Linked DNA regions of Homo sapiens: region 1 is linked to region 2. The links are chromatin contacts, found by Hi-C or POLR2A ChIA-PET in ENCODE. All regions are on one chromosome and are shown on one strand. Each heading gives the region's core, a stretch centred on a gene start or an enhancer-like site at or near the end of the contact. The rest is flanking DNA. Distances are from core to core; before and after follow the strand shown. Region 1 overlaps GNG7 (G protein subunit gamma 7). Region 2 overlaps LOC107985278 (a long non-coding RNA gene).

Region 1 (4,258 bases), core at 1,692-4,191, 600 kb before region 2:
AGGACCTTATTTACCTCTTCAAAATCCCTTCTTTCCTGAAAAGCAACCTAATCAGGGGAGTGATATCTCATCATGTCCACGGGCCCTGCCCACACTCAAGGGGAGGGGGTTCTACAAGATATGTTCTCCAGGGAGATCTTAGACTCCTCTTGGTGGCAAAGGGAAGGGGGGGCCTGCGTTCGGCCTCAGCCAGGACCGAATCAGCAGGACCTTCACTCCCTTTTTCTGGCGTCCATCCCTTCCTCTTGCAGGAGTACTGCCAGGTCTTTGGGGAGAGGGTGGGGGTTATTGGGAGAAAGGAGGCATTTGGAAAGTAGGTGGCAGGCTGTGTCCCAGTTACACCTAAATGTGTCTCCACTTATTAAAAAAAAAAAACAACCTTTATTTTGAAATCATTACAGATTCAGAGGAAGTTGCAAAAATCACACAGAGCAAAAAACATCACATGTATCTTCACAGTTTCCCCCAGTGGTGACATCTTACGTAACCATAGTACAAAACCAGGAAATGGACCCTGGCACCATGTATGTGCAAAGCTCTGTGCCCTTTCGCACACATGCAGACTCGGCTTCACCTTATTTATGGGTGTGCAGGAACATTAAGTGTCCATAAATGTGGACGGAGCTCCTCTTACTCGTGGGCATGGGGTCAGAGGGAGGCGGGAGTACAACCAAACAAAACCATCTAGACTTTGACCGTTGATGTGGGTGCCAGGTTCCAATCACCGTGTGCCCCCACACTGCGTTCAGGGCTACGCTCTTCTGTCTTCTCCCACTAGTCTGTGAGTCTGTGAGGTCTTGTCCACTACCTCTTTAGGCAGCCAGCCCTTCTGGTGGGCTTTGTCGTGGGGAGGGGGTGGCACTAGGTGTGTTCTGGGGCTCCTAGCACTAGAAGACTTGTTTCAAATCCAGAAGCACCTCCTATTCGTGTGGGCGCCCAGGCAACTTACCTGACCCGTCTGTGACTCTGTGTCCTTGGGGACCTCCTATTCTAAACACAAGAGCGTGGCCTGCTGTCACCGTCACCATCCTGGCATCTGCAGAAGAGCCACCAAGCGCTGCCTCCTGAGAATTTCTGGAAGGAGGAGATGACTGGTAGAGTGGAAAGTTATTGAAAGGGACATTTGGAGTTCTTTCCAAGGGACATAACCCATCTCCCAATATCCCCTATCCATTTGCTCAACCTTCAGAGAGACCTACTAAGATATCCAGTTGTTCACCTCAAGTCTTCAACTTTCCCCAAAGTTCTTTGCTGTTTTCTCTGTGCCTTGCACAGAGCCTGATGCATAGTACGTGCTCCTTGGGGGCCACTTTGTGTGTGTTTCCTACTAATGGCACCTACAGCAGCAATGGCCACCATGTCTTTTACAGCTACAGTCCTAGGCAGAATTCCAAGATGGCGCCCAAGACCCCCACCGCCTGGTGCCCACATCTTATCTAATCCCCTGCACTTGAGGATGGGCTGGACCTGCGAATACGATGGGGTGTCACTCCAGTGGTTAGGTTAATGCAGTTAGGTCGTGTGTTCGGTAAAGGGATTTTGCAGATGCGACGAAGATTCCTAGTCAGTTGACCTGAGCTCATCAAAAAGGAGACATCCTGGGTGGGCCTGACCTCATCAGGTGAGCCCATAAAAGAGACCAGAAGCACATCCCGAGGTGTCAAATTCAGAGAGACAGAAGGGAGAATGGTGGGTGCTAGGGGCTGGGGGAGGGAAGAGGGGAGCTGTTGTTCAGTGGATACAGTGTCTCAGTTTTACAAGATGGAAGGTTCTGGAGAGCCATTGCACAGCAGTGTGAGTATACTTAACATCACTGAACCGTACACATAAACGTGGTTAAGATGATCCGTCTTATGTTATATATATATATACACACACACACACACACCACAGTTGAAAGAAAGAGAGAAAGGGAAGGGGTTTCTTGCCTTAAAGAAAGCAAACAGCTATGTCGTGAGCTGCCTGTGGAGGGTCCATGTGGCAGACACCTGAGAGTAGCCTCTAGGGGCTCAGAGCACTCACATCCAACAGCCAGTAGGTAAACAGGGACCTCATTCCTAGAGCTGCAAGGAAATGAATTCTGCCGATAACCAAACTAGCTCAGAAGAGGACCCCAAATTCCAGATGACAACTCGGCCCAGCCCATACCTTGATTTTAGGCTTATAAGACTCTGAGCGGGGGACCCAGTTAAGCCAGACTCTTGACACACAGAAGTTGTGAGATGGCAAATGGTGTCTTTGTTGCCGCTGTTGTTACTCAGCAGTAGCTGACTCATACACTTGCCGTGTTGTTTGCCATGTTGAGATTGAGATAATGATCTCCACTTCACATAGGAGAAAACAGTAGCTGAGAGGGGCTGACGTGCCCAGGGTCACATGGCAACTGTGTTGTGATCATCACATTAACTGTGCCTGTCACCTGGGCCGGACCGTCACCTCCTTCATTAAGATCAGGGATCTGGTCCAAGTCTTCACCAGATGTTTACTGAGTGAGTGAAAGAAACAAAGAATGAAGGTGCTGGGACCGATCCTCACCTGACCTCCTGCACACAGGTGAGTCTGTGTCTGCGACCAGGACCAGTGACACCATAGGACACTGAGTGAAATCTCGAGAACATAACTGTGAGGCTCAGAAGGAGTAGTCAGCACATGCAACTCCCCGGGCTGAGTCAGCTGCCGGTGTTGAGGTCGGAGCTGATCAGCCTCCTGGAATGTGACATGCTGTACCCTGACTAATATTCCGGCTGAATCAGAGCTTTGCTCGTAATGAGAGGCAAGTCTCGAGCCAGTCACCCTCTGGCCCATGTGAGACTGGGAATTCAGAATCAGCCGGGAGTGACAGAAAGCCAGGTCTGGCTGGCACGCCTGGGTGGGTGTTTACAGCACGCGGGCTGCCAGCTGTGACCAGCTCTGAAGGGAGCCAGGGCCAGAGGATGCAGGTGCAGAGGACAGGCGCCCGGAGGAAGTGGGAGGAGAGGCGGCCACAGGGCTGGGGCCCCACTCTGGGTGCCCCTGGAGCCATGCAGGGGGTGGGTTCACCCCCTTACCGCCATTTAACATGTGAGGTGGATCGTTCTCTGGGGTGGGTCATCCTGGGCACTGCAGGGTGCTGACAGTGTCCCTGGCCTCCACCAACTCCATGCCAGGAGCACCCCCAGTCATGACAACCACAAATATCCCCAGACATCACCCAGCGTCCCCTGGGACAGAAACACCTTGGTTGAGACCCTCTGGGATAGAAGATTCCACAGACCCCAAGAGATTCTGCATCCCATGATCCTCTGCCCTGCGGAGGTCCCAGGAGGCTGCACACATTGAAATCCACACCTGAGTGGGAAGAGAGAGAGGAGATGAGTCCCAGGAGCTGGGGCTCCCGGGTTTATGCCGTCTGCTCCATCTGGAGTTTATTCCAGTGTCTGGTGTGAGTAGGGAGGACACTCAGTTTATTCCCAAATAATTAAAGCAGGTCTCTCCCCCTGGGCACTGTGGACACTGACACTGGACTGTTCTCTGGGGTGAGGCCGTCCTGGGCACTGCAGGGTGCTGAGCAGCATCCCTGGCCTCCACCCACTCCATGCCAGGAGCATGGACCGATGTGAGGGAATATTAGTCAGGGAAGGTCCCACTTCCCTCCGTCATGACAATTACAGATGTCCCCCGACACCGCCCAGTGTCCCCTGAGGGGACAGAATTACCCCAGTTGAGACCCTGATTGAGTGAACCGATGAAGACAACACCGCCCAAGAGTGAAAGCAGGTGCCCACACCAGGAGCTTTGTTCGGGAATTCAGGGAGGGCTTCCTGGAGGAAGTGACATGAGTTGAGTGTTGCTAGTGCCCTGAAGGTGACAGGTGGGGTGGGGGATACAGGTGCAGAGATGGTTCCAGGACCTTGAAAAGGTGAGAGGGAGGGAGTGAGGAGGCCGCACGGCAGAGGCTGCATTTTATCCCGAGGGCAGGAGGGAGCCATAGCGGGTTCCGGCTCCACCCATGACAACAATCAATTGGTTTGGGTCCAGCCTCCCTGTGTGACAGATTAGGAAACTGAGGCACAGAGGGGGTGAGAGATGCCCCAGCCTCCTGTGGGTGGCAGAGATCCCGGTGGGTTTCCACGGTGCCGCTGGTCAGGCTGGTTTGGGGCAGGGGGCCGGCTTCAGGCCTGGGGCGGGAGCAGCATCAGCTTCACGTTCCCGCTGGAGACACGGGGTCAGGTGGGCACCCGCGGTCACTCTCTGCTTCTGTTTGGTAAAATGGGGGGTG
Region 2 (3,793 bases), core at 561-3,060:
GTGAATGTTCCTCGCCCTGGGTTACTCATCTGCCACCCTTGAAGGTGGGCTGAGCTCAGCTGTCTCCTCCTTTGTCCTAGTTTGTGAACTCGCACATAACAGATTGAATGAATGAATGAATGAAGGCACACAGACGGCCCCCACCCGGCCATCCTCAGGGCTCCCTGGCCTGTTGCCCTTGTCCCTTGCCCAGCCTGGCTTGTGTGTAGGAAGTGTGGGAGGTGCCATAGGCCAAGTCACTTCCCTCCCGGGTGGCACCGAGCCCCGCCCAGCCCTGCCAGGCCCCCCCGCTGACCGCTGCCTGCCCCCGGCCGCCTGCCAGGAACAGCTTGTCTTCTGAGCTGCTGCTCTCAATCCTGTTTTTGTGGTTTCCTCTCTGCCAGTCCCGCCCTCTTCCAGTCTCTTCTTGTAGAGTGGCAGGAAAATTCTGGAGCTGGAGGAACTGGGAGCCTTTCACAGGCGGTGACCGAGGCCACCCCCAGCCTCCAGAGCCCAGTCTGCCCCTCTGTGAAGGGAACCACCAGCTCTGGCGCACAGGTGCCCGGGCCGGGGTCTGCCCACGTGTCCCACCGGGTCAGGGGTGGGAGCAAACTGAATCCTTCATGGCAAAATCACCTCTACATTGCAGCAGTGATTCGGGGATCCTTTAAAAAGACAGCAGCACATGCTACTGCACCACACAGATTGTCAGAGAAACCAGGTGTGGGGTGTGGACTGTGCGGAAACCCTGTGACCTTCACAATTTCTTTGAAACCCCAAAGCTGTTCTTTAGAAACATACATTTTTGGCTGTGCGTGGTGGCTCATGCCTGTAATCCCAGCACTTTGGGAGGCCGAGGCGGGGAGATATCTGAGGTCAGGAGTTCGAGACCAGCTTGGCTAACATGGTGAAACCCTGTCTCTACTAAGAGTCAAAAAATTAGCCGGGCGTGGTGTCGGGCGCCTATAATCCCAGTTACTCAGGAGGCTGAGGCAGGAGAATCGCTTGAACCTGGGAGGCGGAGGTTGCAGTGAGCTGAGATTGTACCACTGCACTCCAGCCTAGACAACAAGAGCAAGACTCTGGCAAAAACAAAAAGAAAAAACAAAACAAAACAAAACATTTTTTTTTCCGTGCCAATAGTGCTCCTGCAAACATGGTGAATGTTCCGAAAACACAGGTGCTTTTTGAGACGACGTCTCCCTCTGTTGCCCAGGCTGGAGTGCAGTGGCACGATCTCAGCTCACTACGACCTCCACCTCCCGGATTCAAGCGATTCACCTGCTCAGCTTTCTGAGTGACTGGGATTACAGGCACAGGCCATCACGCCCAGCTAACTTTTTCTGTGTGTGTGTGTGTGTGTGTGTGTGTGCACGCGCGTGTGTGTGTTTAGCAGAGACGGGGTTTCTCCATGTTGGCCAGGCTGGTCTCGAACTCCCGACCTCAGGTGATCCGCCTGCCTCGGCCTCCCAAAGTGCTGAGATTACAGGCGTGAGCCACTGCGCCCGGCCCCAAGAGCCTTTTTTATTTTTTTTTTTTGAGATGGAGTCTCGCTTTGTCACCCAGGCTGGAGTGCAGTGGTGCAATCTTGGCTCACTGCAACCTCCGCCTGCCGGGTTCACGCCATTCTCCTGCCTCAGCCTCCCCAGTAGCTGGGACGACAGGTGCCCGCCACCACACCCGGCTAATTGTTTGTATTTTTAGTAGAGATGGGGTTTCACCGTGTTAGCCAGGCTGGGCTCAAACTCCCAACCTCAGGTGATCCGGCCTCCCAAAGTGCTGGGATTACAGGCGTGAGCCACCGTGCCCGGCCCCAAAAGCCTTTCTGTAAGAAGTGTGGCCAGCGCCAATCCTACAAAGTGAGGCAGCGCTAGAGGAGCGAGGACTCTCTCTGAACCCAGGGAAAGTGGCCTTACAGGAAGCAGAGTGGCTGTGGTAGGCGGATTAAGTCGATTTTCCAGAAAAAGCTAAAACCACGAAGAAAATTGTGCTGAGGTGGCCGGGCGCGGTGGCTCACGCCTGTAATCTCAGCACTTTGGGAGGCCGAGGCGGGTGGATCACAAGGTCAGGAGATCGAGACCATCCTGGCTAACACGGTAAAACCCCGTCTCTACTAAAAATACAAAAAATTAGCTGGGCATGGTGGTGGGCACCTGTAGTCCCAGCTACTCGGGAGGCTGAGGCAGGAGAATGGCATAAACCCGGGAGGAGGAGCTTGCAGTGAGCCGAGATCGCACCACTGCACTCCAGCCTGGGAGACAGCAAGACTCCGTCTCCAAAAAAAAAAAGAAAATTGTGCCGAGGTGCAACTGCCTTGAGCCCCACTGTGGCGAGGAGCAAGCCTGAGCTGGGAGGAGATAAACCAAGAGACCAAGAAATAGTCAACAGACCCGTTCACAGTGCCATCGTTTTTATTTTTTTATTTTTTGAGACGGAGTCTCGCTCTGTCGCCCGGGCTGGAGTTCAGTGGCGAGATCTCGGCTCACTGCAACCTCTGCCTCCTGGGTTCAAGCGATTCTCATGCCTCAGCCCCCTGGGTAGCTGAGATTATAGGCATGCGCCACCACACTCAGCTAATTTTTGTATTTTTAGTGGAAACAGGGTTTTGCCATGGTGCCCAGGCTGGTCTTGAACTCCTGACCTCAAGTGCTCTACCCACTTTGGCCTCCCAAAGTGTTGGGATTACAGGCGTGAGCCACCGCACTTGGTCTTTTTTTTTTTTTTTTTTTTGGTGACAGAGTCTCGCTCTGTCACCAGGCTGGAGTTCAGTAGTGCAATCTTGGCGCACTGCAACCTCCGCCTCCCAGGTTCAAGCGATTCTCCTGCCTCAGCCTCCCAAGTAGCTGGGATTACAGGTGCCCGCCACCATGCCTGGCTAATTTTTGTATTTTTAATAGAGACAGGATTTCACCATGGTGGCCAGGCTGATCTCAAACTCCTGACCTCAGGTTATCCACCCGCCTCAGCCTCCCAAAGTTCTGGGATTGCAGGTGTGAGCCACCATGCCCGGATGGATAATAATAATAACAATTTTATTTAGGCTGGATGCAATGGCTCACGCCTGTAATCCCAGCACTTTGGGAGGCTGAGGTGGGAGGATTGCTTGAGCCCAGGAGTTCAAGAGCACACTGGACAATATAGTGAGACCCGTATCTCTACAAAAAATACAAAAATTAGCCAGGTGTGGTGGCACATACCTGTAGTTCCAGCTACTCGGGAGGCTGAGGCAGGAGGATCCCTTGAGCCCAGGAATTTGAGGCTGCAGTGAGCTATGATCATATCACCGCCCTCCAGCCTGTAACAAACTAAGTAACAAACTTAGTAACAAACTAAGTAACAAACTTAGTAACAAACTAAGACCCTGTCTCAATTAATAATAGTAATAATGGCCGGGCACGGTGGCTCATGCCTGTAATTCCAACACTGAGAGGCTGAGACCAGTGGATCGCTTGAGGCCAGGAGTTTGACACCAGCCTGGGCAACACAGTGAGACCCCCGTCTCTATTGTAAAAAACAATAAAATAATAATAATGGGCCGGGCGCAGTGGCTCACGCCTGTAATCCCAGCACTTTGGGAGGCCGAGGCTGGCAGATCACGAGGTCAGGAGATCGAGACCATCCTGGCTAACACAGTGAAACCCCGTCTCTACTAAAAAAATACAAAAAATTAGCCGGGCGTGGTGGCGGGAACCTGTAGTCCCAGCTACTCAGGAGGCTGAGGCAGGAGAATGGCATGAACCTGGGAGGTGGAGCTTGCAGTGAGCAGAGACCGCACCACTGCACTCCAGCCTGGGCGACAGAGCGAGATTCCCTC

What was found. A loop is a pair of places that touch in the nucleus more often than their neighbours do. ChIA-PET counts read pairs that join two places held with the same protein, here RNA polymerase II (POLR2A). Pooled maps may share reads with other maps.
Region 1: a pooled map shows a loop between it and region 2 (3-fold over the local background). The contact joins two enhancer-like sites. A Hi-C loop is called at or near these places in 1 of 37 single-sample maps with no recorded cell type and 4 of 50 pooled maps. POLR2A ChIA-PET finds 5 or more read pairs at or near these places in 2 of 52 experiments (B cell and H1).

The regions. Positions count from the first base shown.
Region 1 is chr19:2,626,139-2,630,396 of GRCh38, reverse strand. The region is part of intron 2 of GNG7 (G protein subunit gamma 7); the gene reads left to right. Among named protein-coding and RNA genes, the nearest start is that of MIR7850, 2.4 kb to the left of the region's middle. RefSeq lists an enhancer at 2,217-3,416. Within about 2 kb of position 2,941, at least 31 of the 41 ENCODE cell types and tissues checked have a DNase peak (open chromatin) inside an H3K27ac peak, as active enhancers do.
Region 2 is chr19:2,029,033-2,032,825 of GRCh38, reverse strand. The region is part of intron 1 of LOC107985278 (a long non-coding RNA gene); the gene reads left to right. Among named protein-coding and RNA genes, the nearest start is that of BTBD2, 15 kb to the right of the region's middle. RefSeq lists an enhancer at 3,635-3,793. Within about 2 kb of position 1,810, at least 3 of the 41 ENCODE cell types and tissues checked have a DNase peak (open chromatin) inside an H3K27ac peak, as active enhancers do.